3 separate regions of the Homo sapiens genome follow, and all the other regions are linked to region 1. A link is a contact called in ENCODE Hi-C or POLR2A ChIA-PET data. All regions are on one chromosome and are shown on one strand. Each heading gives the region's core, a stretch centred on a gene start or an enhancer-like site at or near the end of the contact. The rest is flanking DNA. Distances are from core to core; before and after follow the strand shown.

Region 1 (3,429 bases), core at 251-2,750:
CCAAAAGGACGAGAAGAGATGTCGTCGCCTTCCTCCCTGCCATCACCGTCCCACTCTCATCTACATTCAAGACGCGGTGAGAGCCCCAGCCTCGCTCCTTGCCTCATTCACTTTGTCTTGTCCACACCAATATTGACGCCATTACACACTCGGGCTGATTTCTTATTCTCCACGTTTTAAAAGAAAAATCTGCCGGGCGCAGTGGCTCACGCCAGTAATCCTAACACTTTGGGAGGCCGAGGCGGGTGGATCACAAGGTCAGGAGATCAAGACCATTCTGGCAAACACGGAGAAATCCCGTCTCGACTCAGGAGCTCGAGACCAGCCTGGGGAACACGGTGAAACCCCATCTCTACTAAAAATACAAAAAAATTAGCCGGGCGTGCCGGGCGCGGTGACTCACGCCTGTAATCCCAGCACTTTAGGAGGCCGAGGCAGGTGGATCACGAGGTCAGGAGATCGAGACCATTCTGGATAACACGGAGAAACCCCGTCTCTATTAAAAATACAAAAATTAGCCGGGCGTGGTGGCACGTGCCTGTAGTCCCAGCTACTTGGGAGGCTGATGCAGGAGAATCTCTTGAACCTGGGAGTCCGAGGTTGCAGTGAGCCAAGATTGCGCTACTACACTCCAGCCTGGGCGACAGAGTGAGACTCCATCTAAAAAAAAAACAAAAACAAAAAAACAAAAATTAGTCAGGCGTGGTGTCGCGCGCCTGTAATCCCAGCTACTAGGGAGGCTGGGCAGTAGAATCACTTGAACCCGGGAGGCGGAGGTTGCAGTGAACCGAGATCGCGCCACTGCACTCCAGCTTGGGCGACAGAGCGAGACTCTGTCTCAAAACAACAACAAAACAACAACAACAACACAAAAACCAAGAGAAATCTTACACCAGTTCTAGTTCCGGGGTTTCCGGGCTTTCATTTCGAATTTGCATGCCCTGCCCTTTCCCAGGAGGCGTGGCCACCGCGGTTGACTCCACCCCCGGGCCCGCCTCCAGCTAAGGAGCCGCGGCTGGGCTAGGGGCGACTTCCTTGTTTGTATGAGCGAAAAGACTGAACCAAAAGAGACAGGGGGTGAAAACAAGATAGGTCTGTGGAAGAGACCTGTAGGCGGAGAGCGGTCCCTGTTTTCCTGGAGAAAGACGAGTCGCAAGATATCATCACCAGGGGAAACCAGGCTGAGCTGGATCTTTACGTCGTCACCAGTGGGCGGGGAGACCAGCCTTGTACCCACTGGACAGCGGGCCCATTCCGAGTCAGGGAAGCAGAAGGCCTGGAGGAGCTTCGGGGAGCAGGGGCTGGAGTTCCTCTGCCAGGCAGGAGGCTGACACCAGACACCGGGCAGAGGGAGGCGGCGCATGGACGGCGAGGGCCCAGCAAGGATTCTCCCCAGCCCCTGTGCCTGCGTCTCCTGCGGCTTCTGTGCGCGGACCGTGTCCTGTGCTGTGTAGGGAAAGCTGCTTCTCTGCTTGGGACGTGGATTCCTTTACCCTCCTCCTCGCCTGACTACTTCTGACGCGGGTCGTCAGGACTCCGCTTGGGTGTCACCCGTCCAGGAAGCCTCCCTTAATTAAGGGCCCTCGGCACCCACCCCATATGTGATTAGCAGCCCTCCTGTGTATTTCATCGCACCTCGTTGTTTATATCAACTACTCCACTCACCACCCTTCTGGGCAGTCCTTTATCTCCCCCTCTGAAATCCGATCGCTGAGGGCTGGGACCCTCATCAGTACTTATCCCCGTTTCTCTGCGCTAGTCTAATTAGTGCCTGGCAAGTTGAAGGCGCTCAGTAAACGTTTGTGGAGCGAAGAAACGACGGATAGGGCGTAATGAGCACGACACACGCAATCAGAGAGGACGCAGTTAGGAGGCTATTGGCCCGGGGCAGGCGTGAAGGGGGAAGATCGGGCTCGGGGTGGGAGGACACCAGAGGGCGGGGTGACTGTCGGGGTGCTCTGGAGGAAGATGGGCGTCAAGGCCCCCAGCAAGGTTGGGATAAATTTTCTCTCTGAGGCACAGACTGCCGCCTGTAGCGTCAGCATTTACCATTCCCGTCCTCCTTCCTAACACAACAGTTGAGATGAGAGTTTATGGCTCTTTTATTTGATTTCAGAAAAGCAAGAAGGTATCATAGATCCGATAGTGACACTCAGTCAGTCATGCTCCCCCTGCAGGATGGAAAGCCGGATGGCAGGGATTGCCTGGTGAACAACCAGGTCAAAAAATATAAACTGTGCCTTTCCCAATGCCAGCCTCGGGTCCGAGGGCTCTACGTGCATTATCTCTTTTAGTTCACTCGACAGCCCTAAGAGATGGGCGTTATTATTAGCCACGGCCAGGATTAGGGTGAGGTCATTCCTCTAGGTTCGAATTTCAGGGGGTGATCCTCCAGAACCCTTCAGTAATCAAAATAAATAATAGTTCAATGCAATATATCTTATCTCGATTATAAGATAATCAAGCCATTTATCTGGATTGCTGAGTCTTTTGGTGCCCCCTTATTTTTTTTTTTAACCTCTCAGCAAGTGTTTCCCTCATTTCACTTTACCCCAGTCTCCACCGAGTCATTGTCATCTCCATTCTATTACCCTGTGAAGTGCAATATGGCAGCCACCCACCTCGGCCTCCCAAAGTGCTGAGATTATAGGCGTGAGCCACTGCGCCTGGCCTGTCTGTCTGTCTGTCTATCTATCTATCTATCTATCTATCTATCTGTTCTTTTTTCTGAGACGGAGTCTCGCACTGTCGCCCGGGCTGGAGTGCAGTGGCGCTATCTCAGCTCACTGCAACCTCCGCCTCCCGTGTTTAAGCGACTCTCCTGCGTCAGCCTCCCAAGTAGCTGGGACTACAGGTGCGTGCCACCACACCGGACTGATTTTTTGTATTTTTAGTAGAGACGGGGTTTCACCGTGTTAGCCAGGATGGTCTCCATCTCCTAACCTCGTGATCCGCGTGCCTCGGCCTCCCAAAGTGCTGGGATTACAGGCATGATCCACCGCGCCTGGCCATATCTATCTATATTTTGAGACAAGGTTTCCCTCTGTTGTCCAGGCTGGAGTGCAGTGTTACAATCACGGTTCACTCACCATACACCAAGATAAATGCCAAGTGGGCCAAAGATTTCAAAGTGAAAAAAATGGAACTATAAAAGTATATAAGGGCCAAGGCCAGGCGCGGTGGCTCACGCCTGTAATCCCAGCACTTTGGAAGGCCGAGGAGGGCAGATTACGACGTCAGGAGTCAGAGACCAGCCTGGCCAATGTAGTGAAACCCCATCTCTACTAAAAATAAAATTAGCTGGGTGTGATGGCACGCACTCGTAGTTCCAGCTACTCAGGGGGCTGAGGCGGGAGAATCGCTTGAACTCGGAGGTGGAGGTTGCAGTGAGCCAAGACCATGCCACTGCCCTCCAGCCTGGGTGACAGA
Region 2 (3,429 bases), core at 288-2,787, 200 kb after region 1:
CCAGGCGTGGTGGCTCACGCCTGTAATCCCAGCACTTTGGGAGGCCGAGGCGGGTGGATCACTTGAGGTCAGGAGTTCAACACCAGCCTGGCCAACAGGATGAAACCCCGTCTCTACTAAAAATACAAACAATTAGCTGGGCATGGTAGCGCACGCCTGTAATCCCAGCTACTCGGGAGGCTGAGACAGGAGAATTGCTGGAACCCAGGAGGTAGAGGTTGCAGTGAGCGGAGAACACACTACTGCACTCCAGCCTGGGAGACAGAGCGAGACTCCATCTCAAAAAAAAAAAAGAAGAAGAAATATGATGGAAGAAAGGGGGTATGATCTAATAGTAATCAACTTGGGGGAGCTTAGCAAGGCCTGTTTCTTCAGATTCTTCTCTGCTTCTTCATTCCTTTCCTCTGGATATAGGGAGGACCCCTCTGGAATGAGGGTCTTATGACCTACTTTAGAAGAAAGACAGAAAATTCTTTCATGATCTGCTTCAGGGGAGAATAGTAGCAGCAAGTCAGAGAGATCTTCCTCCTTCTGCTGCTTTTGCCGAGGTGCTGTATTTTGGGGTAGCATGTCCTGAACTCCATCACCATCTTGTTTGCCCCTTTAGGATCTGCCAGCAAGATTTTGAGCAAAATCCTAATCTCTGGCCTCATTTTAGAGCTTGTAGCATCAGGTTTGGAGGCTAGGGGTTCCTGGTGCCCCAGCACCAGAGAGGAGGGTGAGAAGGCCACCTTGGGAGAGCTGGGCCATTTCAGGGGAGGAAATTAAAACTAAATTGCATTAATTGGTTTTCATATTGAACCCTGCTTCTTAAGTGTGCTAAATGTCTGGTTAAACAAATAGCTAAAAAGATAGAATCACTTTGCTATCATTTTTTGTGGTAAGGGAAAAGACAAAAAAACAAAGATGTTGATTTAAGATATAGCCTAGGGCTGGGGGGCTGGGGGAAACCTGGTGAAGGCTCCTGTTGTTTGGGGTCGGAGGTCGCAGGAGCAGCGGCTGCCTGGGGATCAGGCTCAAGGTTCTGGAATGATGGAAAAACCTGGCCTGACGCTTTTCCTCAGCGGACCCTTCACTGGCTAACAGGAGCCAGCTGAGCGAACACAGAGGCGCTGTAACCGGCGCAGATCCCAGCTTCCTCTGAAATTTCCAGGCCTCTTTTTTCCTGTCGGATTCCAGACAGATGAAATTTTCCTGGCCCCGGCCCATTCCTGGCAGCATCTCCCCTCTGAATCATCATAAATCAGGGCTTGGCGGGGAGCGGTGGGATTTTCCTGATTTTCCTGATCGACACGCTGCTGCCCTGGTAAAATGGGGCTCCGTTTCCAAGGCTAAAAATAGCTCTGGGGTGCTTGCCTGAGTTCTCCCCATCGCAAGTTGCTGCTTCGTATTGTAAATATTCATATCTGTCTATGATTATTATTTCATCGAGAAGGGCTGTGGACGTGCAGATGCGGGCCGCTGGGGGCCTCGGTGGTCTGAAGTGACACCATTGTTCACAGGATCATATGCGGGGGCCTGTGCATTCCTCAAAGCCTCCATCATCCAAGGAGCCCCCAATTAATTTCAATACAAACACCGGATATGGCCTCCCCCGCGCCTTTGCAGCCATAACACATGAGGTCATGCTGCTTTGGTTAACCCGAGGAGTTGCAGAGTGAGATGGGGAGGCTTCTAGGCCCCAGGGGAGGCCTGGGGTATCTGCCCTGCCTGGTTTAGGCGAGGCTGTTTACTGCAATGGGGTCTACGGCACACCCACACTCTCTCGCCTTCCTTCACTCAGAAACTGAAATCTCTGATTCCCGATGTCTCTTCCCAGCCACTCTCCCCATCTCTAGCCACTTGGCTGCCAACCCACCACCCACCCCTGTGGTTCTTTGCAAACTCCTTACCCTCCGTGCTCTTGCATACACAGCTTCATTCACCTGGGGCATCTTTTTACCTCTTCATCAGGCTCCTTCTGGAAGATTCACCTCAGGAGTTTCTTCCTTCAGGAAGCATTTCCTGATCACTCCATTCAGGGTTAAGTACTGTTTTCTTGGCTGGGAGCAGTGGCTCATGCCTGTAGTCTTGGTACTTTGGAAGACGGAGGCAGGCGGATCACTTGAGCTCAGGAGTTCGAGACCAGTCTGGCCAACATGGTGAAACCACATCTTTACTAAAAATACAAAAATTAGCTGGGCACAGTGGTGCATGCCTGTAATCCCAGCTACTCGGGAGGCCGAGGCAGGAGAATCGCTTGAACACAGAAGGTGGAGGTTGCAGTGAGCCGAGATTGCGCCAATGCATTCCAGCCTGGGTGACAGAGTGAGACTCCATCTCAACAACAACAACAAAATTAAATTTAAAAAAAAAGTACTTGCTGGGCGTGGTGGCTCGCGCCTGTAATCCCAGCGCTTGGGGAGGCCGAGGCTGGTGGATCACCTAAGGTCAGGAGTTCAAGACCAGCCTGGCCAACATGGTGAAATCCCATCTCTACTAAAAATACAAAAAAGTAGCTGGGCATGGTGGCAGGCGCCTGTGATCCCAGCTACTCAGGAGGCTGAGTCAGGAGAACTGCTTGAACCCGGGAGGCAGAGGTTGCAGTATGCCGAGATCATGCCATTGCACTCCAGCCTGGGCAACAAGAGCAAAATTCCATCTCAAAAAAAAAAAACTACCACTTTCAGCCGGGCAGGGTGGCTCACGCCTATAATCCCAGCACTTTGGGAGGCCGAGGTAGGTGGATCACAAGGTCAGGAGATCGAGACCATCCTGGCTAACACAATGAAACCCCATCTCTACTAAAAATACAAAAAAATTAGCCAGGCGTGGTGGTGGGTGCCTGTAGTCCTAGCTACTCAGGAGGCTGAGGCAGGAGAATGGCGTGAACCTGGGAGGCGGAGCTTGCAGTGAGCCGAGATCACTGCAACTGCACTCCAGCCTGGGCAACAGAGGGAGACTCTGTCTCAAAAAAAAAATTCCACTTTCTCTTCTGTGTTCCTACAGCTTATTGATTCTCAAACATTAGCCCTCATCAGAATCGCATGGAGGGTTTGCTAAAACACCGATTGCTGGGCCCCTCCCAGTTTCAGAATCAATAGGTCTGAAGTAGGGCTTGCACATTTGCATTTCTAACAAGATCTCAGGAGACACTGATGCTGCTACAGCCCCCTGTGATCACTTCCTCCATTGGTGGAACTTACCCTGCTGTGCTGCAATTACCCGCCTTTTTCTTTTCTTTTCTTTTTTTTTTTTTTGTTTGAGACAGGGTCTCACTCTGTCACCCAGGCTGGAGTGCAGTGGCGCCATCTTGGCTCACTGCAACCTCTGCCCCTGGGTTTAAACAATTCTCCTGCCTCAGCCTCCCGAGTAGTTGGGATTACAGGTGCCTGTCACCACACCCGGTTAATTTTTGTATTTTTAGTAGAGACGGGGTTTCACCATGTT
Region 3 (3,429 bases), core at 698-3,197, 130 kb after region 1:
GCCCTCTTCAGATTGCTATTCATTGTTTCCTAGCAACCTATGGCTAAACTACATTTTTTTTAATTAAAAAAAAATCAGTGTTTTTGAAGTAGTGTTTTATTATTTTTGAAAAACAGAAGAAAAAAATTTACCCACCATCCTACTACCTCCACTGTTATTATTTTGCTGTTTTTCATTCCAGTCTTTTTTCATGTTTATTTCTTTCATGGTTGCAATTTTAGTAGTCAAGTAAGTATGCAGTTTTGTATATTTTTTTGAGTATTTAATTTTCCTATTAGAATAATACATGTTCAATATTTGGTAAAATCTAAAGAAAATAGACCTCATCTGCAAGCCTACTATCAGAGTTAGCCACTGTTAACATTTTAGGGTTTTTTTCGCCTAGTCATTTCCTTCTAGTAGTTGATATATAAAGACTTTTACTAAAATTATTTTACATTGTTTCGTAACTTGCATTTTGCATTTAATGCGAATGAACATTTTCTTCTGTCATTTAACATTGCAAACATGATTTTTATTTTTATTTTTTATTTTATTTTGAGTCAGGATCAGTCTTTGTTGTTGCCCAGGCTGTAGTGCAGTGGTGTGATTACGGCTTACTGCAGCCAGCCTCGACCTCCCCAGGCTCAGGTGATCGTCCCATCTGAGCCTCCTGAATACTGGGACTACAGGCGTGAGCCACCACACCAAGCTAATTTTTGTATTTTTTGTAGAGATGAAGTTTCAACATATTGCCCTGGCTGATCTCGAACTCCTGGGCTCATGCAATCTGCCCACCTTGGCCTCCCAAAGTGCTGGGATTATAGGCATAAGCCACGACGCTTGGCCTGCAAACATAATTTTTAAAATGACTGCAGAGTCATCATTGGGATGATTGACGTAATATGTTTATTTCACTTACATTTTTGGTCATAACTGTGGGGATGGTGTTCTGTCATCTTGTTTTATGCTTTCTCTTTTATATTGCGCCACACTATTTTGAAGATATATGTCTCAGATCTGTATAATATTTCTTCCATTAACCCTGCTTGTATTGCCTCCCTCGAACAAACTTCCCCGAAGTGCTGAGTATGGAGAGGGGAAGATAAGAGCATTGGTAGTCTTGGAAATGGTCCCAAAGGAAGTGAAATCAACCCCATTTCTGATTTTGCCAGTTGTTAATTGTCCCCCTTTTAACAGATATCCTGGGTAAAGCTGTTAAGCAGTGTTTAACAGATATGTTGCTTTTATATGCCCACCCCTCTAGGCTCAGGCAAAGCAACGAGCTGGCAGAGCTGGGAGAACAGGCCCAGGGAAGTGTTACAGGTTGTACACAGAACGTGCCTACCGAGATGAAATGCTGACCACCAACGTGCCGGAAATCCAGAGAACCAACTTAGCAAGCACAGTGCTGTCACTCAAGGTAGAAATCACTGTCTTGTTAAAATGGGTTGGTGGAACAGTCCAATCCTGGCCTTCATAAATGAATTTCAGTTTTATGAACCTTGTTAAATACTTTAGTAACCTCATGAAAGCAGTCCCTTTGAGTGAAATGCAAATGGCTGTGATAACAGCCTCTCACGGCAGGTCTGGGGCTAAGTTGGCATGTCTGCTGTGAACACACATTTTTTCTTACCATAACAACCAGCAGGATATTAGGTTGTAAAAGGTTCTAGTTAGGAGCATTTTCTAAAAGGAAATTAGAAAAATATAATCAATGCCAAACTGTGGACACACACACCTAACCTCAACCACTTTAGCGCTCAGATCCAATTCTGTTCTTTTAGAACGAGAGAAAACCCCCTGTTCAAAAACTTTGCAAGGGAACTGTCAGTACAGATTTCAGACTGGCTCTCAGGGGCTTGGTTTTCATTCTGAATCATTGTTCTTCCTCTCTCAGTCCCCAGTGAGGACTTCATTCTCTTTTGGCAGGAGGAGCTGTATGAGTAATTTCCCAGCTGATGGCGTTTCCCCCGACACTGATGCTACCCTGGAGCCCTGGTACTTTCTGGTGCAGAGTGCTCTGTTGTCATTTATTATTTATTCCCTGTCAAAGAGGCTAAAACAGAGCTTTGGAAAGAAAAAAGAAACCTACTCCAGTCTCTGAAGTGCCAACAGAGAGGCATCTGTGGCTTGGACTTCAGCTCCAAACTGCGACTTTGGGCAAGTTTATTTACTTTGCCCTCTGCTCTGTGTTCTGCTCTGAAAAAGGGGCTGTTAATAGTATTTGTTGGAAAGATAAGTGAGATAATGTAGGTAAAGGCACTTGGCACAGTGCTTGATGATTGCTAACATAATTCATCATAGTTATTATTCACACAATAAACATTTATTGAACACCTGCTGTGTTTATGGTCACAATCACTTTATGAGAAAGAAATAGAAAGCTTAGGTCCTACCACATCACACTTTATATACACTTGAATCGTGCATCATTCAGTCGTTTCTTTTATTCATCGAATTAGCTAATGTATTGAACACATGCTACATGCCAGGCATGTAGATTGCACTGTGGTGGTTTTGTGAACATAGTTTTTACCCAGTGTGAACTCTCTGAAAGCAGGGGCCATATCCTGGCCATCTTTATATCCCTCCCACCTAACATGGTATGAGATCCCTCATAGATATATAGTAGAAATGATGTATGCAAGAGACAGGACAAGTTGGTAGACTATATTATTATTATTATTATTGTAAAATACATAACAACATTTACTATTGTAAGCTTTTTAAAGTATACAATTCAGTGGCATTAAATACATTCAAGATGTTGTACAACCATCACCAACATCCATTTCCAGAACTTTTTCATTGTCCCAAACAGAAACTCTGTACCCATTAAACAGTAACTCCCCTTTCCCCCTTCCTCTATCCCTTGGTAACTACTCTTCTACTTTTTACCTCTCTGAATTTGTCTATTCTAGATAGCCTCATTTAAGTGGAATCATACAATATTCTTTTGTATCTGACCTGTTTCTCTTAGAATAATGTTTTCAAGATTTATTCATGTTATTTTCAAGGTTTATCCATTTATTTCATTCCTTTCTAAGGGTGAATAGTATTCTGTTGTATGTATATACCACATTTTGTTTATCCATTCATCAGCAGATGGACATTTGGATTGTTTCTACCTTTTGGCTATTATCAATAATGCTGCTGTGAACATTAGTGTGCAGGTATCTGTTTGAGTCTGCTTTCAGTTCTTTTGGATATATACCTAGAAGTGTAATTGCTGGGTCATGTGCTAATTCTGTATTTAGCCTATTAAGGAACCACCAAACTTTTCTACAGTGGCTGCAACATCTTACATTCCCACCAGCAATGCATGAGGTTTCTGATACCTCCCGTCCTCACTGACATTTGTTAGTTTCTGTTTTTTAAAAAAATTATAGCCATCCTAGTGGGTATGAAGTGATATTTCATTGTAGTTTTGATTTGCATTTCCCTAAT

What was found. Hi-C counts contacts between places; a loop is a spot of excess contacts on that map. ChIA-PET counts read pairs that join two places held with the same protein, here RNA polymerase II (POLR2A). Pooled maps may share reads with other maps.
Region 2: a loop to region 1 is called in a pooled map, with 3 times the contacts of the local background. The contact joins the enhancer-like site here to the promoter of LINC00910 in region 1. A Hi-C loop is called at or near these places in 1 of 50 pooled maps. POLR2A ChIA-PET finds 5 or more read pairs at or near these places in 2 of 52 experiments (AG04450 and Caco-2).
Region 3: a pooled map shows a loop between it and region 1 (3-fold over the local background). The contact joins the enhancer-like site here to the promoter of LINC00910 in region 1. A Hi-C loop is called at or near these places in 5 of 50 pooled maps. POLR2A ChIA-PET finds 5 or more read pairs at or near these places in 7 of 52 experiments (BJ, H1, HEK293T and 4 more).

Annotation. Positions count from the first base shown.
Region 1 is chr17:43,387,398-43,390,826 of GRCh38, forward strand. LINC00910 (long intergenic non-protein coding RNA 910) reads right to left here and starts at 1,501. Exons shown (of 6, transcript NR_027412.1): 1 at 892-1,501. It also overlaps the pseudogene RNU2-4P. RefSeq lists enhancers at 1-67, 68-583, 874-1,627, 1,081-1,310, 1,628-2,381 and a silencer at 1,224-1,518.
Region 2 is chr17:43,590,779-43,594,207 of GRCh38, forward strand. No RefSeq gene overlaps it. Among named protein-coding and RNA genes, the nearest start is that of ETV4, 46 kb to the left of the region's middle. RefSeq lists an enhancer at 1,405-1,904. Within about 2 kb of position 1,538, at least 21 of the 41 ENCODE cell types and tissues checked have a DNase peak (open chromatin) inside an H3K27ac peak, as active enhancers do.
Region 3 is chr17:43,515,921-43,519,349 of GRCh38, forward strand. It overlaps DHX8 (DEAH-box helicase 8), which reads left to right. Exons shown (of 23, transcript NM_004941.3): 18 at 1,247-1,402. Among named protein-coding and RNA genes, the nearest start is that of ETV4, 29 kb to the right of the region's middle. Within about 2 kb of position 1,948, at least 3 of the 41 ENCODE cell types and tissues checked have a DNase peak (open chromatin) inside an H3K27ac peak, as active enhancers do.